Linked DNA regions of Mus musculus: all the other regions are linked to region 1. The links are chromatin loops, found by intact Hi-C in ENCODE. Cell type or tissue: left cerebral cortex. All regions are shown on one strand. Links, peaks and the distances in the headings refer to the core of each region. The heading gives the core; the rest is flanking DNA.

Region 1 (7,965 bases), core at 1,526-6,525:
GTAAAATTCCTACCACAAAATGCTACCCATCATGCATCCCCACTTCCAGCTCACAAAACACTCAGAACTTGGGCAGGGAAAGGATATTTTTCCTGTTTTACAAATGAGGAAATGAAAGCTTAGAGGAGGCAAAGAAAACATGCCTGAGAGCAAACTGCTAACAAGCCCTCAACAGATGAGATAAGACCTCCAGAAGCCGAGAGAACCTCTGCCTTCCCAGACATCAAACTGCTCTCTATCAGCAATCAATGTGAGAGATTTAGTGTGGGGTCAGAAGGAGCCTGGATCTGACTATAACGTGGAGAAAACCCCCATAGAAAAGTTGTGCCATGGTTTTCATTCATTCTGGAGACTGACAAAAGAACAGTTGTGGCCATGGGCTTGGAGAGGGGAACCACAAAATATAGATAGCCTTTATTCTGTCTGCTAGGAGCCCTCTGCTCTCACTGAGGACGTGCATCCTTGACAGGCAATTAGAGTATGTACCTCTACCTCTGTATGGCAAAATGTGTCTTTCTTCATGTGATTGCATGTCTCTGACACCACAGGGAGATGCATGTGACATGGCGCCTGCTTCCACAGCACTGTTTATGAAAGTGACAACCTCTCCGTTCCTCTGTAGGACTTCGTCCAGAGTCTTGCTAACGGTGCATGGCTGGATGTGTTTGTCTCTCTGTCTGTACACCTTTAAGAAGTGGAATATCTCATTTGGTAGTGTGAGTGAAGCAGTGAGTCAGCTGAGGCTGAGTGAGGCGGGAGGAGACTGCTAGGTTACGAGAATAGGAAAAGGGAGAAGGAGAAAGTGAAGTCAGGGTGGACGAGCTACCCCTTTCCTCCCCACTCCTCCACCACAAATTCCCAACGGGGCCATAGACAACAGCAGAACCTTGCACAAGTCCACAGGAGCAATGCTTGCTGGAAAGAGGCACTTGCCACCCTTTCTCAAGGCCTTGAAGGGAGATGTTCTACACCAGGAGGTAACTGTCTCACTCTAGCCTACAGCCCCGAGCTCCAGAAAGTGTGACATCTACCTGGTCTCATTGTCACTTGACCTTTTGACCTTGCTGTTTTTTCTTTGCCCCCAAAGCAGGCCACCTGGCCAGGCAGGAAAAACAGGGAAGTAGATTCAGGCCCTAAAATGTGTATAGCCCCACCTACCTATTATTATACAGAGCAACCCTACTGAGGGTCAAGAAATTTCTCAACACTCAATTCTTTCCTAGGAAGGTCCCTTTTACAGTTACCTACTCTCTAATTTCGTCTAGACGCCCATCCCTAGCAGCCAGAAAGCCAGGTTTTCCTATCATCACCCTGGAGCACTGCGAGTTTTGTAATGCACCAACCTTCCATGGCCCTTCCAAGAGCTGATAAGCCCTGCTTTCCCAGCCTTCTTTCCTCAGAAGACTGAAGCCTACAGGTTCCCTCCTTATGAGAAGACAGGCATCCCTGGACTCCCCTACTTAGGATCTGGCCAGCAATCTCAGGTCATATAAGGTCAACAGTGTGGTCAGTGTACCCTGTCACCAGGCGTGGCCTGGCCTTTCATCAATTGGCAGGAACTAAAGGATGAGGATTAGGCAGTCAAATATTCTTCCCCCTGTCTTTTGAACACCCCCTAATCTTTCCACAGCCAGTCCCAGGGCTAATTCTAGTCCAGGAGTGGGGTTCAGAGCCAAACAGGAGACTGGGGAACACAGACTCTCCTGCTACCACTTTGCCAGCCAAGGGCCCCACTTCCCCCTCATACAGGAAGCAGTGTACCAGGAGGCTCCAGCCTTAAAATGTTCGAACCTTAAACTCACAGAAGTTGACCTGAATCTATCTCTGTAGCTCCCTCTCTAGGGAGGGGTACAGGGTGACACAGTACTACACTGGGAATGGTGGGAGCCGTAGGGGGGGGTGGGGGGTGGAGAGGGAGACCTTTATTTTTTTCTGGTCCCACTGACACAGAAACTACCTCTGGCCAGGCAGCTATTGTGGCGTAGGTCACCAATCCCTACCTTGCAGCCTTTCGTGCAGGACCGGATAGAGTACTCTTCTGCCTGTAAGTATTTATGCAGCACGAGGTCGAACTCATCATATTTTTCCTGAGCATGTCGATCCAGTCGCTGGTATGCCTCTATGCAATTGCTACATGCCTCCCAGGTCCCAGAGCCCGGGCTGGCCACTACGGCCAGTAGATCCCCCAGCAGGGTGTCCAAACTGCAGTCCAGGCTGTCGGGGCGGTCCATGCCAAGCAGCAAGTCCCAGACTGTGTAGGTGTCGCAAAAGGAGAGAGTGAAGTTCCGAAAGTGGCCTTTGAGCAAGTTTTTTTTGGCGGAGGGGAACTCCGGGGCACGGGAAGGGGAGTCAGGGGGCCGCAGAGGGGGAGCCGGGGTGGTCGGTTCGAAAAGTCTCTGCAAAGATTCCAATTTGGTGCAAGCTGCGTCCAGCCCGGTGGGCTCTGGGACGCCGTTGCAGACCGGCCCGGAGCCGGCTGCAGGGGCGGCTTTGGTCAGGTTGCTGTATCGCGGGCCGCAGGTGCCCGAGGACGCGCTGGGCTCGCCAGGCGACGGCGGCGGCGGCGGCAGCACCGCGCGAGGAGGTACCGGCTGCCGCTCGCGGCCGGCCCCCCAGGGCGGCCGCATGGCGCTGCTCAGCTCCCTGGCCCGGGGCCGGGCCCCCGCGCACAGCCACAGATGGTCAGCGAGCAGCACGGTGAAGAAGAGCAGGGACGCCAGGGACAGTCGCCATCGCTGCGCCCGCTCCGAATCGGCGCAAGGTTTGTCGCTCTGCCTGGGAGCCCAGCAGCAGCAGCAGCAGCAGATAGTCAGCGCGGCGGCGTCTTTCCCGGGCCACATCCAAGCGCCCCTGAACATATTTCAGGGGGGTCCGGGCTGGAGGGAGTAGGCAGGCGCGAGGCCGGACGGCCGTCTCGGGAGGGCGGGCTGCGCACCGCACCGCGCTCCTCAGCGCCGTCCAGGCTTTACCTCGGGGGCCGCATGGCTAGGCAGGCCGGCCGGCCCGGGGCCCCGCTCAGGCCGTTGTGGCGGGGCGCTCTCGGGCCGTCCCCGCGCCCCTCCCGCGCTCCCCTGCTGGCAGCCGGGGCGCCGCCGCCCGGCCCGCTAGGCGCAGCCCGGCGTCCCGGCGGGGGGCGGTGCGGGGCACTGGGGCGGTGGCGGCTGCGGCGGCGGCGCCGCACTCCTCATGGTGTCGGGCCCCTCCGCTACCCCGGGCTCCGCGCCACTTCACTCCGCGCCCCCGGCCCCCTGGCTCGCACTCTGCTCTGGCCGTCCGTCTCGGCTCGGCGCGGCTCTGCGCCCCTCAGCGCCGCCGTGCGGGCCCCGCCGCGCTCCACTCCGCTCCCCTCGCCCGCGCCGCTCCTCTCCCGCCCGTCTGCCCGCTGCCCGCTGCCCGCTCCGTGCAGCTCCCCGCCTCGCTCGTGCCCTCCTAGGCCGGCCGGCCGGTCCGCCGCCGGCCCTTCGGGCTTCCCTCGCGCTCTGGCAGTCCGCTGGGGCCGGTCCCGGGCCGGCTCCGCTCTGGCTCCGCACCCGCGGCTCCCGGAGTTCCGGCTCGGGCGGGCCACCTGGCTCCCCGCAGCGCCACAGACGCCGGACGCGGACGCCCGGCTTTACTTAGTGCGCCTCTCGCTTCCGCCTCTGCTTCGCCCCGCTGTGGCGGCCGCCCAAAGGCATGGCCCCGTGGCTCCCGCTGGCCATGCCCCCTCAGTCTGTCGCCATCTTCCGCTGTGCGGAGAACACCTTGAGAGCCCGTGTGCGAGTGTGTTTGGGGGGGAGCAGGGCGGAGAAAGAGGCACCGGGAGGAGGAGGGAGCGGGACTGGGGCCCCGACTGCGCCTGCGCCTCAGGACTCCCCCCTCCCCAACCCCAGCCCCCGCCGGCCGCAGCCTGTGCTGTTTGGGGATGTTTCCAGTCCACCCCCAACTCCATTCACTTCGGCGCCTCCGTTCACCCGACCGCTCCCCGTGTGCACACGCCACACGCAGAGTCCCAGGCCTGGCGCTCCCCCTCCCCCACCAAGCGACCGCTCGCCTCCCTTCCCAGGACCGCCCCTCGCTCCCCCCCGAGGGCTAAGGGACTTCTGAGGGTGATTCTAAGAAGCAGGGGGCATCTCCTTAGGTTCTTGCTACCTCTCTGGGTAGCCTCGCCCTCGTCCTCAGGACTAGGGGACACTAAAGCCGGTTGCGGATAGGACCGGTCCAGAGTCCCTAACTCCGCTAACGCTCTCACTGTCCTGCCTGAGGCCAAGACTGCCCCTGGTGCTGAAGGACAGCTCCCAGTTTAGCTGTAGAAGGGGACTGAGCTCTGAGTGCGTCCTGAGGGAGGCAAGGCAGTGCACTAAGACCGGTAGTAGTGGTGGGGTGTCGTTTTTGCCCTTAGGAAGATTTCCAGCAGCCTCCCCCCAAAACCCGTCCTAGCTTCCTGGCTCCCCCTACAGGCTGCTGAGAATAGCTGAGCGCCAGAGTTAGGGAAGCTGTGCCGGGTGGAACCATGCGCTCCTGGCTCTTAGAGTCACATGGCTCTAGGAACTCGGACATACAAATGTCCTGCCGCGCTACTAACCTTGTTTGGACTCCACAAACATCTCAGATTGCTCCTGTGGTATACTTCCTTTTTGCATTCCCTTTTTCCGCTGCAACTCTTCCGTAATAGTTTTGAACAAACTACTCTCCCAGGGATTTGTTACTAATCATAACAATGGAAAAAGAACCTTTATTGAACACACATAGAACTTGCTAGATACTGCACTTGGCACTTTAATTTGCTTTAGTCTTCTGATCTCATCAACCTTATGAGATAGATGTTAGCGTTGTCTTCATTTGCATGCGAGGAAGCTGAAATTTAGTGTCTTTAAACCGTCTCAGATAACCGGTGCATCCTGACAGAAACCCAGGGAGTCTGACCCTAGACCTCTCTACAGTGTCAGGAAGGCCTTAGAAAGATGAAGGAGTAGAAGACACAGGCCTGTCTTAAAGGAAACTACAGTTCTCCGAATACGGAAATGAGAATTATATACTGGCTAATGGAATTCATGGGTAGAGGATGTAGGTTCAAGTAACACTTCTAAACTGACCAGGCTTTGTGCCCTGAAAGAATCTGTTCTATGTTTTCTTCTTGACAGCATGAGGGAATGCCAAGGGCTAAATGAGATGGGTAGGGACTGTTAGCACTACTCAGTGCTAAATTGCAAAGGATGCTTGGAAATCTGAGTGTGGGGGATGGTGTAGCTGGTTACTAAAGAAATAGCAGAATTGGGTGGGTGAGTGAGGGCATTCCAGATAAAAGAAACAGGAGAGAAAATTTTTCAGGGGTAGAAAGTAGACATATATGTTTGTAAGTGTAATAGTTTTAGACTTTAGAGGCAAGGAAAAGCAAGCTATAGCAAAAAGGGGGGAAATGGTGAGACATTCAAGAGGCCTAGTCATTCATTATATTTAAGCACTCCCTGGACCAGCATAGGGTGTTGCAATTGTCCAGGTATAGCCTTGCTATGGAAGTGCTTACAGTTGAATTGGGGAAGCAGACATGTCACAGGAAGGAAGGGATTATAGCCTAATACAAAACAATGGTATCGATGAGAGATCTCCCTTCTATAGAGAGATGGACTGGTCGACTCTGAAAATTTCCTCGGAGACAATTTTGCCCATAGCCAGGTCAGGTGGCAAATATCTGCTTGAAAATGCATCAAATTCCATGCACTATACTAGGTACCAGTGATAGAGACCCAAGTACAATATGTGCCCTGGGGTAAAAAGAGGTTAGTTGAAGTGGTATGGGATAAGTGGGTCTTGGCTAAACAGAAAGTAGAGGAAGTGTGTATGAAGGCTGTCTCAGGAGAAGGGAAGTCATGTGTAAGGGTGTAGAATCGAAGACAGGAAAAGCCTGTTTAGAAACCTACAATGTAGTTTGCTGTGGCTAGGTGTAAAGTGGAACCAGTGCTAAAATGGAAGCTGAGCATTTGGCAGGGACCTAATCATGGGTCCCTGGATCTATAGAAGAGATTGGAAGATTCTTGAGAAAAGATACCATGACCAGGTTTGTATTTCCAAAGGATTGATTTAGCTAAGGCATGAAGACTGCATTGGAGGGGCCAAGACTGGAGGCAGGGAGATGGGTTGGGAGACTGTTTAGGACTGGACAATGGTAGCATCAGCTGAGGTGGGAGAAGAAATGATATAGGAGGAAAATGAAAGAGGTATAATTGAAAGGATCTAGGACTGACTTAAGAGTAAGGAGTGGAGACAGTTCTGTGAGAGAGGAAGGTGAAGCTAGAGATCTCCATTAGTGACACTAACAGGCCTCCTCCTGGCCACCTAGGGAGTCTTTGAAGAGCCATTCTTTATTTAGTCTTTGGAAGATTTCTGAGTTGTGTTTAACAAAGAAGGCTAGTATGCTTGGTTAAAAACTGATTGGCTGGCCCGCAATGATTGATACCCTTTCTCACCATTGGAAAGAGCAGCCTGCCTGGCCTAGGCTATCATCTCTGAGTACCTCTGGAGCATTCTGTGAGAAGTCATTCAGGCAAGACTCCCTCTTTAAGGTGAAATGTGTCTCACAGAGGCCCATTTATCACAGGAGTCCAATATCACAATGACTTGCCCACACAGCACCTGGCGCAAACAAAGGAGAAGTGGTAGCATGCTAGCAACCAGAGGAGGACCTCATTCTCACTCTAGATGACACTGGAAGTGAAATGGGGGTGTGGAAAGCCTTGGCCTCTGCTAGAACAAAGAAGCTAAGGTGAAAAGGGGGACTGGAGCGGCACACTCCTCTGTACCACTGCTAGGCTCCAGCCAAACTTCTCCCTAACTCTTGCTTTCCATCTGCACCCCAAGCAGAGACAAGGGGCTAAAGGCCAGTCTTGTCTGAGGGGGCATACACTACCCAGGAAGCACACATTCTAACTAGACCAGAGAGAAGACAACTTGGAGTAGAGGGAGAAGGGAAAGGAAGGTTTCCATGGTAAAATACTGACAATAGGAAGAAAACTAAGTGGGAACTCTTTAAAGATACCAGTGTGGATACACAGGAGGCCTTCTATTAAAGCCAGGTGTTTAAAAGTCACCGGCAAAAGCAGGAAGGAAGAGTGTGCAAGGAAGGGTGAATCTAAGAAGAATGACAAGATGGCTTAAGCACACCTTGAGTTAAAGGTTGTCAGGCTCTGACTGTATCCCATTGGGGGCACTGTCTATTCCAAGGTCTGAGGAATTTTTCTTCTATCTATAGCCCACACCTACACTAAGATGAGAAGGCTTAAAGTAAACCCAGCTTTCTCCAACTCCCTACTTGGAATACAGCATCAGTCTTTGCTACTGGTCTGAGTTTGTTCTCCTTTCCTGACCCTCTGCCTCATCCTCCACTTCTTCTAACTCACATCCTATACCCAAGTCCCAGCTTCATACCTACCTATATCCTAGCAAGACCCAAGCCTACCATCTACAGAAAGTACTGACCCTGAACCTTAGCCCCACTGCAGAAGGCTCCTGGCAGGCCCAATTGTATATGTATAGTTCTAAGTAGTCCTTTCTTTTGATTTAAAGAGTCATGGTTGTCCTTCATTTGGATCTTTAGCTTTTCTGTTATTACTCTGTTCCAGTTAGAGATTTCTTTGGCCACAAATAATAAGCAAATCTACAGTTGCAGCTTAAACAGATTCGTTTTCTTCATTTAACAAAACTTCCTTGATCTAGTGACACGGTGGCAGTTCAGTGGTATCTTTAATACACATTCCTTATTTTTTTATTTTTTATTAGGTACTTTCCTCATTTACATTTTCAATGCTATCCCAAAAGTCCCCCATACCCTCCCCCCTACTCCCCTACCCACCCACTCCCACTTTTTGGCCCTGGCATTCCCCTGTACTGGGGCATATAAAGTTTGCATTCCAATGGGCCTCTCTTTCCAGTGATGGCCGAATAGGCCATCTTTTGATACATATGCAGCTGGAGTCAAGAGCTCCGGGGTAC
Region 2 (7,965 bases), core at 1,300-6,299, 690 kb after region 1:
AGAGACCTTGCAACATTCAATGGCTCTGGGTACACACTCTAGGGCCTTTGTTTTCCCAATTGGACTCTGCACTGGGATGCAAGCAGAACAAGGAGAGATACAAATAAGGTAGAAAGACACACCAGCAGTCCACCTGAGACCCCTGCCATCAAAGGACTTCCAGATGTGAATCTAGAAAGCAGCCAGCTGCTTACAAAGTCCCTACAAGGCATCACGGACCACTGCGGATGATTTTCTTTCACCATCCTTTGAAATCAGTTCTGCTATCCCCATTTTTACTTAAAGAGGGAAACTAAGGCTCACGATTGACATATCCTGACCTATCCCTGGGGTCGTTCCTGGTGTCTCTGTCCCCAATTTTACAGCCATTCCTTGTACTATACAGATGGACCCACTTGCAGATGCTCCATGCATACTCACTCTCTTGGCTTATTGTAAATTACAAGCTTCGAGGTTCCTGGAAAACCACAGCCCCCAGGATGGCCAGATCACTGCTCCTCATTCGCAGGTCTCAGAAGGTCACTAATCCTAGGAAGGGTCATTAATTTTGGCCATAGAGCAAAGTGCTTCTCAGACAGGGTCACTATCCCAGGTTGGCCCCAGAGTTTTCCTTTTCATGGCCAACATGCCTTGTGCCCCTCCAGAGGACACTAAATGGGAGCTACCAGACTTGGGAAACAGGAAGACAGAGGTATTTTCTGAGTGCCAACATCTAATTCTGGGCAAAGGGGACAGTGGAAGATGAAGATAGGTCTCTTAGGTCCAGACTTGTTCCACACACTGCTCATCTCTGGTCATGCCACGGCCCCTCTGCCTCAGCCTGGCCACACTAGCTACAGGGGCCTCAGGAGCAGGGTTAGACTAGATGTGCACTCTCTGCTTCGATCAGGGCCCGCAGCTGAGAAATTTCCCACCCCAGCCTGACCCTAGGAGGTTCTCAGTTATAGAGAGAGATCCAGGTTCCCCGACTGAGGGGAAAAAGATAATTCTCTAGAGGAGCCTGAGAGGAAGGCAGGATCCGTGGGGGATGTGACCATTCTTCTATCTAAGCACTTACTAGCCCACAGACTGTCAGGTCATTGTGTCAACACACACTTTACAAGTGGTGTAAAGACCCCTTGACCACAGGAGTGTCAAGCATTGTGAGGCCTCAGGCCTACCTAAGTGTGTTAAAAAAAAAACATATAGTAGCCACAGGAAACTTCAGGCTCTGGGCACCATGTGTAGACACCACACACACACACACACACACACACACACACACACACACACAAACACGAGCTGTGCCTTTTTTGGGCCCAGCTGCCCACACTCATAAACGGGAAGAGAGGCTAGCTTTCAGGGACTTGGGCAAATCCCCTCACCTCTGAAGGGCCTGTTAGTGTTCTGTGGCCTGGCGGTCATTCCTCCTTCTCAGCTTCCTGGGAGTATTTAATGAGATAATGTGCCCGCCTAGGCTCGGCCTCATACCTGGCCTACCACAGAGCTTACTAAATGGAAACTCTTATTCTTCCATAGAGCCTCCCAGGAAGACACTCTCATCCCTAGTGACACACATTCGTACCAGTTCACACAAGTTTTGTGTGCTGCACATACATTTTCCAATCCCCTCTAGTTTCACACACATGTCCACATTCACATGCAAACCAGACCCCTCCCCACCTTTGTCGAGCACTGGCTGGGCAAGGAGAGGTTCTGGCCTTACGGAACCTAGAGTCTAAGCCTCCATTTCTCATGTTCACGGTCCCTATGGAGATGAGAAGGCGACCTTTGCTTCTGTGACTCACGTCCTTGACCTCTCTCTGCCTGCCTTATACTCTATGCACAGAGCAGTGAAACTATTCGCCCAAGGCCACACTGCCAGGAGGCAGAGAAGTCAGGCCATCTGGACAAACAACTTGACTTTCTCCTCACAGCTCTCTGTTCTATCACAAGGCTCTGGGCTGAGGAGTGGTGTTTTTGCTGAGCCACCAAGACCAGCCAGAGGCAACACCTGGAAAAGCAAAGAAAGGAGCAAGGAGCAAGAATTCTGACCCTTGATGCCATGCCAACTGGTGAACCCAGTGATGCTGGCCACCCTCTGATCTCTCAACAATTATCTCTGTGCCCCCTTTCTGCCCCTCCTATAGTTGTACATACCACTCCCTCCAGGCAAAGAAGAACCCCCTTCGTTAGCCCAGTGCACCCTGGAAGCCAGAACCAGTAGGCGACTGCTTTCATGTGGTGCTGCAACACCTTTGTTTAGTGCTTGCGACATCCCTGACATTATGCACTGCCCTGCTTCAAACATAAAAAGCCCGAGGCTTTGAGTTCACTGCAGTGGCACCCTGTCCTCTGCTCTGCCATCTTTAGTCGGAATGGTCTCTAAGAAGCTTAGCCTCACCCATGAGCACTTCCCAAGCCTCCTAAAGGAGGGCAGCTGATTTCCAGGTTGGGCCCAAGCTAACTTCCCGCCTCCAGTGAATGCCTTGGCTTTCCCCAAAATGACTGTCTCTAGGTCTGGCTCAGGGAGAGGATAGGATGGAGAGAGCTTACCCTACTCTCCCTCCCCCGACCCCTACATCTGTTCCAGGACCCTAGAGCTATACTGCAGAGCCCTATGCTTCGGAAGGGTGTTTCACAACGGCGGCCAGGCAATGTGGGGGTGATCTCTAAGGCCAAAGGTTCAGCCATTCTTTCTCCCTATCTCCTCCCTATTCCTGCTCCAGCTGCATGCCTGCTTTATGGGTGTTTGCACTGAGATCACCTTGATCTGTCAGGTGACAGCCCAGTTCTGGTCAGGCTGATAGTGTCTGCAATGAGAAGAACTCCACCAAGCCCAGTCTCTCTCCCTCCCTGTGTCTCTCTACTGTCTCATGACCCTTTGATCCCATCCTGGATTCCTAGCACCTGCAACAAGTCTGTAGGCCCTGTTCAGGCAAATGGCTTAACCCAAGAGAGCTTGGAAAATGAGAGCATAGGACTGAGAGCTTAGGAGAGCCAGAGCCTAGTAGGTGGGTGAGGTTCTGGCCTGCAGCTAGGGGCCAGGGCTTTTCTAAGGCACCACCCCCTGGCATCTCAGCCCTCTTGTGTTTTGTTGAGCTGGTCTCAGCTCCCTCTACAAGGTCCTCTGTCCTGGCTTCTCTCTGATGCTACAAGACGTAACCCAGGTGCAAGGGGAGCCTGGAGCAGTCTGGCCCAGGCCACCTGTCGCTCCCTCACTCTGGTTACCTGGAGAATGTACAAGGAGGGGCGAGGTTATTCATCACTGTCTAGGGCTCAGGAATTCAGGCGAAGGGAACAGCAGCTGTCCCCACTTATCACTGACCCCAGCCTGGTTCCCTATCTTAGATGGGGGAGGGCACTGATGCCTGGAGAAACAGCACCTTTGCCCAGACCGGAGAAAAACATCGGAGAAAACCCCGGACGCACCAGGCTCTGTGTTTACAGAGTAAAGTTGCTGTGGAGGAACAACCCGGATTGAGCAATGGAACATTCCGAGGAGATGCGGCTGTCTGGAAGATCTAAGCCCTCATAAGCCTATGTACTGATTTCCTGCCTCACACTCCCGTAAACAGGCTAAAGGGTCAGAGTCTATGTTTTCTTCACTGATAACCTTAGCCCTGTGGGAGACAGGTCACGAGATGCAGGGGACATCTTTGGACAGATAAAGGTCTGAATCTATCTTTCCAGAGAACTCCTGGCAGATAATAGTACTCTGGCCCACTGTCTGTCCCCTCCTATCCTTGAGTCAATTCAGACAACATGGCTGGTACTGAAACCTCCTCTCCCTGCTAAGAACTTAGCTTAGGTGGGCTTTATGCCACAGTCCTACCTCCATCTACTTCCCATAAGACCCCAGTGACATCCTAGACCTTTAATCTCTTCCACTTAAGCCAGGCCTCTACCTCCCCAAAACTGCCTAAGGAGGTCAGGCTCAAATGCTGACTGCTCTTTATTAACAAGCCACCTAGCATCTTCCCCCACAGAACATTTTCACTTCCCAGGCCTGGCTTGTCTTTCGCAGCCCTTATTCAGGACACAAAGCTAAGCATGGAACAATCTCTGCCTCATGGCAAGGGCATGTGAACTTTCTTCCAGGAATTTGTCCTGGGCAGGCCGGTGTGAAGGTAGGAAGATTCGAAACCCCGAAAGGGGAGTTCCTGAGGGATTAGGGTTCCAAAGACAAGAGAAGGAAGGAGTGGGTCTCAAAGGTGGGAAAAGAGGGGTTTTGACAGGTGAGGGACTCAGAGATGGAGTTCCCTTTTTCTAGTACCTTCTCTATTTTTCAAACTCTGTCTCCCTCCAGTGGTCCGTTTGGAAATTGCAGTCTCAAGGCTGACCCAGCCATGAGCCTGCTGCCCAACAATCCAACAACAGGCGGAGTTCTGGAGTCTGTCTATTTGCAGTGTTGGCTGGGTCTGAAAGAAGCCAGGAATGCACCTCCACCCCCTTTCTGTATACTGTCTGTCCCAAGATGGAAAATCAAATTATCAAGTCTATCCTTAAGCTTTTACTTCTGGGTGGCCTTCTTGGATGACTTGCTAGTCTTGTCTCACAGTATTGGCTGAAATTGGCATTTGAACTCAGGTTATTTATGTGCATCTAATTAATTACGTGCACTCCATGAAACACTAACCTAAAACAGAATTTTCCAACAGCTTCTCCTTTATGTGTTGTGCCAAGGCTAAGTAACAGGATGGGCATACAGGAGGCACTTAATAATTGTCCATCGCAATGGCGGTAGTGTTGAGAATGAAAGCTACAATTTCCTGAGCACCTGTTATGCTCCAGGTGCTTTGTATACATTCTTTCACACAAAATTGATTTTATATACAGATAAGGAAGTCAGGGCCCCCTTAAGTTAAGCAACTTAAACATCATCTGGAGAAGTAGAAGTTGAGGTTTGACACAGGCCTCCCTGGCTTTTAGCTACAGGCATCTCAGTCTTCTAAGTGACAGATGTATCCTTTGTCCTTGAAAAGGTACAAGGATGAACTACAACTCAGTTCCTAACAACACAGCTGTCGTGAACCCCAGTCAAGCTTGTGGGGTGCAGTACACACAGTAGCTTGCTGTGTATAATGTCTCCTGTCTCCCATCACTGGGCAACTCTGCTGTGTCTTTTGTCATTAGCACACAGACAAATCCCAGCTACATACTCAATCTCCCAGATGCTGCCAAACGAGCAGCTGGTCAAGTTAAAGACTCCTACAGTCAGCTGACCCAGGGAAAGGTCAAGACTCCAGGGCTAAGGAGAGTGAGTCCCTTGGAAGTCTGTTCAAGACTCCCAAGGATCAGCGTGGGTCAGTCCAGCTCACAAACCCTGCTGGCCCTCTCTGGAAGTCTGCCATGTTCTGAGTCCTGAAACCTAATAGACCAAGAAGAAACAGATTTGGTAATATATACTGGCAATTACAGCCATTGAGATATGAAAACAGGAGAATCAGAGGTTCAGTTTCATCCCTAGATACACACTGAATTTGAGGCTAGTGTAGCTAAGAGGTGGAGGGGAGAGAGACGGAGAGAGACAAACACAGAGGCAGGGACAAGGGTGGAGGCAGGAGCAGGGGCAGGGGCAGGGGCAGGGGCAGGGGCAGGGGCAGGGGCAGGGGCAGGGGCAGGGGCAGGGGCAGGGGCAGGGGCAGGGGCAGGGGCAGGGGCAGAGGCAGAGGCAGAGGCAGAGGCAGGGGTAGAGGCAGGGCAGAGGCAGAGGCAGGGGCAGAGGCAGAGGCAGGGACAGAGGCAGAGGCAGAGACAGAGGCAGGGACAGGGGTAGAGGCAGGGGCAGGGGCAGGGGCAGGGGCAGGGGCAGAGGCAGAGGCAGAGGCAGGGACAGGGGTAGAGGCAGGGGCAGAGGTAGAGGCAGGGGCAGGGGCAGAGGCAGGGGTAGAGGCAGGGGCAGGGGCAGAGGTAGACAGAAACAGACACACACAGAAAGAAACTTGTATAACTCCTTTGTTTGATGTTATACTGTTGGCTAGCCCTCAAGCCAGCAAGCACCTTACAAAAGAGGACCCCATCAACCTGATCTTTACTTTTCAAAAAAATATCTTTATCTTAGGAGTACAGGTGTTTTGACTATAAGCATTTCTGTGAACACACGTGTGCTTGGTGCTCAATGAGGTCAGAGGAGGACATTAGATTCCCTGGGACTGGAATTAGGCATGGCTGCAAGCCACCATGTGGATGCTAGGAACGGAACCCAGAGCAAAAGTAGCAGGTGCTGTTAACTGCTGAGCCATCCCCTCCAGGGCCCTGAACTTTCCTCTTCTCTGGCTTTGCTTGAGAAATCTTATCTGTGGGCAGCCTGATGACCCTGGAGGAAGCTGAGATAGATTACTCTAGCCGGAGGAACCCCTCCATGAAGATCCCTCCGGGAGCTCAGTTGTTGACCTGGACGAGATAACTGTGAGGGATAGGGGCTGGTGAAACTCTCCCCCACCCCCTTTTCCTATCTCCCCATTGATGTGGTCACAGCCGGACATTAAGACTTAGGACTTGATAACTGTGATCCCCCCTTTTTTTCCTTTGGTGAGAGACACACTGATTAATGCAGAAAATCTTGACTCTACTACCTCCAGGGCCACCCCAGGGCCCCCAGGGTCATAGGAGGGCCTCCCATGACCCACTGTTGAACAAGAACATAGTAGGCACACTCTTGGAAGGGACGGGCCACCATTGGCAACCCATCTTCCACCAGTGCCTGACAGGCTCTCTTCCAGTCTGGTTGATTGCTAGGAATGATACCACTTGCCTGGCACTCAGACAATTGGCCCTCCTGGTGCTGATGAGAGGAGATGGGCTTACTGACTGCTGACCTGTACATCCAGAGCCTCCCTAAAAAGCAGAGCCAGCTGCCTGCCCCAAAGGCAGTCAGGTCACCAAGCCCCCTGGACATGCTTAGCCACTCCCTTGATGAAATCAGGACGCTGGAGTCAGTGGTGCCCAGGTGGGCCTTGTGAGGAACACATGTCACCACTCCCCCTCCACACAGCTCACCAAGGGTCCTGGACAGGGCAGGGCTGTCACTCAGGCTTCATTGTGAGAGGCCAAGAGCCTAGTTCACAGTCACAGCAAAGGTTGAATGACCCATGAGAAGCATTTAGGTGGCAAATGCCATAGAAGGATTAGACCTGCTTAGCTGTCTTTGACCTCTTCAAATATTTGCCCACCATTTAGGTTGCATTCCTGCCTTTCATTTTGACTGAAACGTGTCTTTGGAGTCTACATTTCTTTTATTGTGTTACTGTTTTTCAGGTTATTCCTTATTTTATGACTACTTCACAGAGATAGAATCTGTATGCCATAAAATCTGCCCCTTTAAAGTGTACAAACCCAAGGGCTAGGGTGTGGCTTTCCAACAGTGTTTGCCTGCCAGGCTAAAGGCCCTGAGTTCCACTCTCTGTAGAACAGAAATCAGTCACTCAACCAATCAATCAGGGGTGTTTCAATCGGTACATTTTAATGCACTTGGATTGCTGTGAAAACATCACCATAGACTAATGTCAAAAGATTTCCCTACCACCTTGATAAACCTATATCCATTATCAGGCACAACCCACCTCATTCCTCATTCCTCCATCCTCTCTCTCTCCAACTCCTGGTGAAGGCTTTTATTTTTCTTGGTAGATTCGCCTATCCTGAATATGTCATGTAAATGTGTACACTATGTGGTCTTTGGTGACTGAATTTTCATGCAGGATTTATTTTAGAGGTTCATCCATATTGGATGATGCTTCTACATGATATTCTTCTATATGGATGGATGATATGACTTTATCCCTTCATCCACTCCTGAATATTTGGATTGTTTCTACTCCTGGCTATTAAGAATCACACTGTGGGTCTGGAGAGATTATTTAGTGGCTAGAAAAAGTGGCTGCTCTTGCTGAGAACCTGGGATCGACTCCAGCACCCACATGGTAGCTCACAACATCCAGTTCCAGGGAACGTGATGATGTGATGTTCTCTTCTGGGAACACA
Region 3 (7,965 bases), core at 1,300-6,299, 660 kb before region 1:
TGCTTAAATATGCCTAAAATAAACTGCGCAGGTTCAACTTAATGATGTTTGAGCCAACACTACCACTTAATTATGTTGAACCAAACTGCCTTCTTGCCTTCCACAGATCCTTACTCTGCTGGCTGTGGTTGTTGCAGAGCCCCCCTGCACTGTGTGATAACACCATCCCTGGAAAGTCAAGTATCTATGATCCCAGTGAAGATGAAGAATTGAGTCATCACCAATATTTCTTGTGTTGACTGCTTGTTTATATATTTATTGCCAATGGGAATTGAACCTAGGGCTTCACAGTTGCTAGACACACACTCTGCCACTGAGTTTCATCCCTGGTTCTTTTTCTCTTTTTCTCTTGAGATAAGGTCTCACTTAATTGCCCAAGTCGCCTCTGAATTTGACATTTTCTTGCCTTAGCCTACTGAGTAGCTAGAATTGCAGAGTTGCATCATCCAGACTGCTTTCCCATTTTGCCCTTTTATAACCATACTCACCACTTTCTTTCCTCTCATCCTTAATCCCTGGCAACCAAAATTCTTACATCCCTTTCTTTTTGCTTGTTTGTTTTTTGTTTTTTGGAGACAGGGTTTCTCTGTATAGTCCTGGCTGTCCTGGAACTCACTTTGTAGACCAGGCTGGCCTCAAACTCAGAAATGCATCTGCCTCTGTCTCCCAAGTGCTGGGATTAAAGGCGTGGGCCACCACCACTGCCCAGCTTTTACATTCCTTTAATTTTGTTATGTGAAGAATGTTATAAGGCTCTATCTATCCAGCTGCCCATTGAAATAGATGCAGAGACCCTATCCAAACATTAGGTGGAGCCCAGGGAGTCTTGTGGAGGAGTTGGGGGAAAGATTGAAAGACCTGAAGAGGATAGAGACTCCACAGGAAGACCAACAGAGTCCACTAACCTGGACCCTTGGGGGGGGCATCATAGAGACTGAACCAGCAACCAAAGAACATACATGGACTAGACCTAGGCCCCCCAAAATATATGTAGCAGTTTAGCAGCTTGATCTTCATGTGGGTCCCCCAACAACTGGAGTGGGGGCTGGTCCCTGACTCTGTTGCCTATCTGAAGAACCCCTTTCCCTAACTGGGCTGTCTGGTCTGTCTTTAGTGAGAGGATGTGCCTAGTCCTGCAGTGACTTGATGTGCCAGAGTGGGGTGGTATCCAGGGTGGGGGGGGGGTCCTCCTTCTCAGAGGAGATGGGAAGAAGTAGGGGGTAATGTGGGGAGGAGCTATGTGAAGGGGGGACTGGAAGGAGAAGGGTGTATGATATTAGGATGTAAAGTTAATAAATAAATAAATAAGTAAAATGTTATAAATGAAATTACGTAGTATGTGACCCTTTGCAACTGGCTTTTGCCCCATCAGCACAGTGCTTTGGGATTTATCCAAATTGTTAAATGCACCAATAGCTTGTTTCCTTTTTATTGCTGGGTACCATTCAGTGGTGGATATACCTTAGTTTATTGACCCAGTGACCTAATGAAAGACATATTGGTTGTTTCCAGATTTAAGGTATTAAGAACAAAGCTGCTGGGGGCTGGAGAGATGGCTCAGAGGTTAAGAGCACTGACTGCTCTTCCAGAGGTCTTGGGCTCAATTCCCAGCAACCACATGATGGCCCACAATCATCTGTAATGGGATCTGCTTTCTTCTGATTTGTCTGAAGACAGAACACTCATATGCATAAAATATATGAATAAATAAACCTTTAAAGAAGGAATAAAGGTGCCATGCTTCTGCATGGTTTTGTTTAAACAAAACATGTCTTTACTTGAACAAAAAAGTGTGTTTATTTATTTATTTTTTTTTTGAGACAAGATCTGACTATGTAGCTCTGGCAGGCCTAGAAATTGCTCTGTGGGCCAGGTTGTCCTCAAACTCAGAGATCTATTTGTCTCAGTCCCCTGAGTGTTGGGACCAGGGGTATGAGCCACTTTGTCCAAAAAAAACCTTTTTTAAAATTTTGACGAATTCTGATAGCAAGTTTTTCTTTTATGGATTGTGATTTTGATGTCCCCTAAAGCCTTGCCCTAGGTCTCAAAACTTTTTCCTGTAAATTTGTATTAAAATGTATTCATTCATTTTTATACATGTGCAATGTGTGTGTGTATGAGTATTTCAGTGTGTGTGTGTGCCACATGTGTCCGGCCGGGTATTTTTAAAGGTCCGAAGATGGTGCTATTGATGTGCGGAGCTAGGTTTACAGGTCCTTATGAGTCACCTTGTGTCGCTGTTGGGAACCAAACTTGGGTCCTCAAAAAGAGAAGCAACTGCTCTTGATTTTTGTTTTGGCTTTTTTGGGGAGGGAGGAGAGGAGGGAGACTATCCTTCATCGAATTTTTTTTTTTTTTTTTTTGTAGAAGACAAAAATCAATTAGACAAATTTGTGGTCTAATTCTGCATTCTCTTCTGTATTTTACCTGCGTATGTAATTCCTACCAGTACTAAAGAACATAGTCTCCTGAGACAGAGTGCCCTGTGTTCATTGCTAGATGCTGAGTGAACTACCCTTCAGAGCTTCCTGCCTCATTCATTCAGTATGTGGAATGGGCCTCCAGAATCCCACATGATCTTGCCTCTGCCTACTTCACTGGGGGTCCTTTCCTAGCCCGTTGCTTTGCTTTCATTGTGTTCACTCTGCTCCAGTCACAGGGGCTTCCCAATTGCTCTTCAGTCACGCTGTACTTCCCCTCCCTCCCCATCTTTCCTAGGCTGTTTTCTTGCCCAGAACCAGCTTCCTGCAGGCGTCATCATGGCTGCCTCCTTTACCTCCCACTAGTCTTGTTTGTGTTTTTGTTTCTTTTACTTCAAACACAGCTTTATTTAAAACAGAGAGGATTATTTTGCCTCTCACTTTCTTGTTTTTCTTTCTTTCTAGCATTCACAAACGAACACAGCATCATCTAATATATACGTTACCTATTTCTCAACACACACTTTATTATCGAATACCACCAATCTCTGCTCACTTGTTCTTGTCTGTCTCCCAACCTGCACGCTGTGTGCTCAGTGAGAAGAGGCTTTTTTTCTTAGTTTGGCTCTCTGCTGTAGTCTTAGTTTTTCAGACTGTGTCTATTGTAAAGCAAGTCTGTTGCATGAAGAAATGAAATAAATGGACAGGTGGATGCAGGCATAAGCGAAAGAATAAATATCGTGTGAGCCCCAGCCTGTTTTACTTGCCTTGTGTCTTAAGCATGTAACCTTGGACTCACTCATTTGCTTCTCCTATGGCTGACCACCAGATGGCAGTTGGAGCCTGAACTTCTGAACCTCCACCCATTGCCCCGCCCCTAAGCCAACCCTTCACCCAGCACCAGTCAGTCCTGCCCAGAACTGTTATTTGTTTGTTTTTGTTTTCTGCTTGTCTCTTTCTTGTTGGTTGTTTTTTTAACCTCCTTATCCTAAGAGCTCACTGATTTTGTGCAAACTCCTAACTTAGATAGTAGCATCAATATCTGAAGTTATTTTTTTTCTTCTTTAGAAAGGTTCCAATTTCTTTCCTGTTCCACTGCTCTCTCAAGTTCAGATGGAAGACCCTGCCCATTGTGGCGATTCCAAAGTAATTATCTACAGCCTCTAGGACAATAAGATAAATGGCCCTAAAGAGATTTGACTTCTACTTCTTAACTTCAGCAAACCCCTCTGAGAGTTGATGTGTCCTCACATGAGTAAAGATGGTGCATTTCATCACCATGGCTGAGCCTTAGGTTCTACACCACAGCACTTATTAGCCTTGTGTTCTGGTTGAAGTTAACCAGCTAACATAGATCTTCAAGCCTTGGTTTTCTTAGCTGCAAAATGGGGGTAATCATGGCACCACATTCACAGAGTAGGCATGACGATTCAACATTGGCAGAATGCCTGGCATAGAATAAAGTCCAATTAAAGAAAACCTGGAGAAGGGATGAGAATAAACATGACGAGACATGGTAGGGACTGGCCAGGGAATAAGTATGTGGCGCCAGTAAGATGACTAGAAGGGAGAAGCCCAGAAAAGATGAGAGACGCAAGAATTCCATCCCCAAACACATTACCTTTCAGCTGCAACTTGCAAGGTAGGTCAGATGTGCCAGCTAGTCAATGTGGAAAGAGCATTCTGCAAAGGAAACATGGAATATGCAAATAGAGGTATGAAACTCTAGCTGCTAACAGTCCTTTTAGTAAGTAAATAATTAGCATGACTGAAATGTAGGAATGACCAAAAGTAAAGCCAGACAGATGTGTAGGAGCCAGACTGTAAAGGGCCTCATGGGGTAGGTGAAAGAGACCAAAATTGACCAAGCTATGGTGGAGAATTCTCAAGTGTTAAGCAGGAAAGACAGTGATTGCTCCAGATGGCTTACAAGTCCAGTTGCCTTGGAAGGCGTAAGCTGGAGGCTGGGGAAAGATGTGCTGAGCTTAGAAGAACACTTACAGAGACTGGAGATGAAGGGCTAAAGTTTATGCATCGCTTTGTTTGTTTGTTTATGTTTATGTTCTTTTACCAGAGGATAAGATCAATAACTAAGCTTTCCCAAAAGCTCACCTGAGAAATAGAGAAAAAGCTAGAGCCAGATGAGAAAGTAGAGTCATGGTGAAGTGTGGAGTTTTAAAATCAGAATGAGAGTTGGGACTCTCCTGCTGCCCATAAGGCCTAACACTAATTAATGGAAGTTGATGGAAGTTGGGGGAGAGACCTCATGTCTAGGCCTGCCCTGGCTTCAGTCTGGTCCCTTATCCTCTGACACCCTTGTGTCTCTGAGCCAGAATGCCATGATATAAGGGCCGAGTGACTACTATTTTCATGGATTAACTGTTATGAGAGACTCAACTTTTTACATAGAGCTTGTGTTTCCTTTCCGATGGAGAGATTTTCTTTTTTTCTTTTTTTTCCATTTTTTATTAGGTATTTTCTTCATTTACACTTCCAATGCTATACCAAAAGTCCCCCATACCCACCCACCCCCACTCCTCTCCCACCCACTCCCCCTTTTTGGCCCTGGCGTTCCCCTGTACTGGGGCATATAAAGTTTGCAAGTCCAATGGGCCTCTCTTTCCAGTGATGGCCGACTAGGCCATCTTTTGATACATATGCAGCTAGAGTCAAGAGCTCCAGGGTACTGGTTAGTTCATAATGTTGTTCCACCTATAGGGTTGCAGATCCCTTTAGCTCCTTGGCTACTTTCTCTAGCTCCTCCATTGGGAGCCCTGTGATCCATCCATTAGCTGACTGTGAGCATCCACTTCTGTGTTTGCTAGGCCCCGACATAGTCTCACAAGAGACAGCTACATCTGGGTCCTTATAATAGTCTTCAAGGACTGAGAGAACTTGCAGGCCAGCCAGAGGAGGCATCCAGTTTGTTCTTTTTTTTTTAATTCCCCAGGATATGAGCCCAGCACTTTTCCTCTGTCCACTTTCTTTGTACTTTCAAAGGTCTTTATTCTCATACCACATCATTCTTGTATTCCACACCAGGAGTGGGTGGGAGAATGTTGCTCTTTACTTTTTTTTTTCTTTTCCAATACCAACACTTTCTTCCCTGGCATGGGCCTCTTTAAAAGTACCTAAGGCAGGATAGGTGAGATGGCTCAGCAGATAAATGCACTTGCTCTGTAAGCTTGAGTTACATTCCTGGAACCCACATGGTAGAAAGAACTCACACGAGTTGTCTTCTGACCTCCACATGTGCTCTATGGCACAAGGACATCCCTGTACTTAATAAATGTAATGAAAAATGCCCAAGACATACATTCATAGTCTCTTGTGTACACAGGAGGAAGGGGGGCAACCAATGCTCCACCTGCTCTCGGCCTCGCTATCTTGAACCTCACAGGCTGCAGTAGAAAGTCTGCCTTTGTACCTCAAGGCTGTCTTGGCTCTGCAATTTTCCTTCTAACCTAGTCTGGGGTGAAAATGTGGGAATTTTCAGGGGATGAGAAAGGGACAACGATCCCAGATGCATATGAATTAATTAATTCATTTTGTTTTATATTAAATGTTTTACAAGTATTTGTGCTGATTCTTCATAGCAACCCCGTGAGATGGGTCTTGGTATCTATCTGTATTTTGCACAGGAGGGAACTGAGGTGCGGGGAAGTCACAGAATTTGCTTAAGATTATTAGGGTAGTTATTGAAGAACTCAGAACTTAACATGTGTGTTTTACCTCATACTCATTTTTGCCTAGTAAGTCCTACTTCACGGGCACTGAGGATGGACTGAGAAGAGAACCCCCTTAACCTTTTTTTTTTTTTTTCTGCCACAGGAAAAGTCTAGAAGAAAGAGGTTTTTGTTTGTTTTTGTTTTTTTTTTTGTTTTTTTTTTTTCTTCTTTTTGTTCTGGGTGGCTGCCCAATCTCCAAGGAGACAAGACAATTGGTAGGCAGCATCTACTCTAAGGAATGAGAACTGGCTTCACTGTACTTGTGGTCTTCTCTCTCCCCCTCACATGGTGAGCTACTAGAGCCCACAAACTCAGGTTTGCTCCTCCTATGGACAAGCCCTTTCTGACCCCTTTGTTATTCTGTCTACAAAATGAGAGGCCCATCTGAGAAAAATGGCCTCTTAAGGCTGCTTCCAACTCTGACATTTAAGGACTGTATTAATTGTAGAGCACTGTAGGATCACCTGATTCACTTGTGGATAAAAACAAATTTCCTGTTGCCATAGGGAACAAGGGCTTTTTGAGCTAGAAAAAGATACTCAGGGAGGCAAGATAAATAGTAAAAAGGATGTAGGCGTTGAATCAGCCCGGCTTGGGTTAAAGACCTCTACACGAGGCAGGTCACTTTGCTTCTCAGAATTTCCGTTTCATCTATGAGGCAAAACCCAAAACCTACCCCTGTCTCTTGGAGTGAGGAAACATTTGACAGCACCATAGGAGGTGGTCATGGCCTTTCTTTGGCGTGAAGTGAGCTTCATCACTTCCTCCTCAATTCTGCTCCACTATTTCTCTTCTCTCTTCTAACAGCCAGGGTGAATATTTTCTGCTGGGGCCCTGGCTTCCGAACTTCTCTAGCAGGGTTCCATGGAGGACAGAATAACACAGCCTGTTTACCTCCTGGTAAGAGTAAGGGGAGACAGCGCTTCAGTGACCACAGCGAGGCTTCAGAAATAATCAGCTGGAGTTTCTGCTCTCCAAAGCCCTTCACCGAGTTCACTGGCTCCGATCCTTACTGTAGCACTCAACTTTCTAGGCCATCCCTTCTGGCTAACCACAGAGCAGCTTAGTGCTTGTGTCACACCTTTGCGTTCTAGAACTTTCCCCAAACTGCTCTGATTGTGGCTTGATTACTGAGTAGGCGGCTAAACCCTGTTCTTTGCAGAGTGTAAACCTCACAGACAATTACCTGATGGTCTGGTGCCGGGGACAGTTTTGAGCTTGTCTTTCCTTTTGGACAGTAAGTGCAGCAGCAAATTGAGGCAGGGGCATTAGCTGGTTTACCCATGCTGCTCAAGGTCTCCTGGGACAGGAATCCCTTTTACTTTTTTTCTTTGGCCTTCCTAACCTGTGACAGTTCCATTTGAGCCCCAATATACCAAAGTCACCTTCATTTGAGAAGTGGGATGTGTCATAGCAGTTTCTAGAGTCAGGCATGAGTCAGAACTGGCTTCTGACCACCGTTTTCCCTCCTCCCCCACTAACCATCTAGTTCAGTTTAACCTGTCTGATGACTACCTGGCCTCAAAACTCAAATCGCCTGTCTCTACCTGGAGTGATTGCCAGTTGGCTCCCAGAGGTGACTAAGTGGAACTGGCCTGAGAGCACTCATGAGACAACATTTAACTTGAGTGTCTTTATCTTGGCATGTCCAACCTAACCTAAAGAGGAACCAGCTGGCAGCTCACCCAAGAGTTGTATTTGGTAGGTTTCTTGCCCTTCAACACCTGCCAGTGGCCTGGAATTGTCCCCTGAGTGTGACAGGCAACTGCATCGTGGCATCACCAGTTTCCAAGTCAGCTTTTACATCCTCACAGCCC

Evidence for each region. A loop is a pair of places that touch in the nucleus more often than their neighbours do. Peaks named below come from ENCODE experiments on the same cell type or tissue, not always from the same donor. Only the 100,000 strongest peaks of a DNase experiment are listed, where the experiment ranks them.
Region 2: it touches region 1 in a loop (2.5-fold over the local background); 2 of 42 quality-filtered maps call a loop at or near these places.
Region 3: a loop joins it to region 1, with 5 times the contacts of the local background. A loop is called at or near these places in 15 of 42 quality-filtered maps.

The regions. Positions count from the first base shown.
Region 1 is chrX:99,815,962-99,823,926 of GRCm38, reverse strand. It overlaps Tmem28 (transmembrane protein 28), which reads right to left and starts at 3,763. Exons shown (of 3, transcript NM_001081283.2): 1 at 2,001-3,763. The coding sequence starts at 2,858. In left cerebral cortex, for the core only: a CTCF peak has its summit at 4,437 (motif pointing left); DNase peaks (open chromatin) are centred at 2,867, 3,774 and 4,376; H3K4me3 peaks cover 2,739 bases; H3K27ac peaks cover 735 bases.
Region 2 is chrX:99,126,620-99,134,584 of GRCm38, reverse strand. No RefSeq gene overlaps it. Among named protein-coding and RNA genes, the nearest start is that of Efnb1, 5.5 kb to the left of the region's middle. In left cerebral cortex, for the core only: a CTCF peak has its summit at 4,295; a DNase peak (open chromatin) is centred at 4,290.
Region 3 is chrX:100,475,821-100,483,785 of GRCm38, reverse strand. It overlaps a transcript of Awat2 not described here. Among named protein-coding and RNA genes, the nearest start is that of Igbp1, 14 kb to the left of the region's middle. In left cerebral cortex, for the core only: a CTCF peak has its summit at 3,244 (motif pointing right); a DNase peak (open chromatin) is centred at 3,250.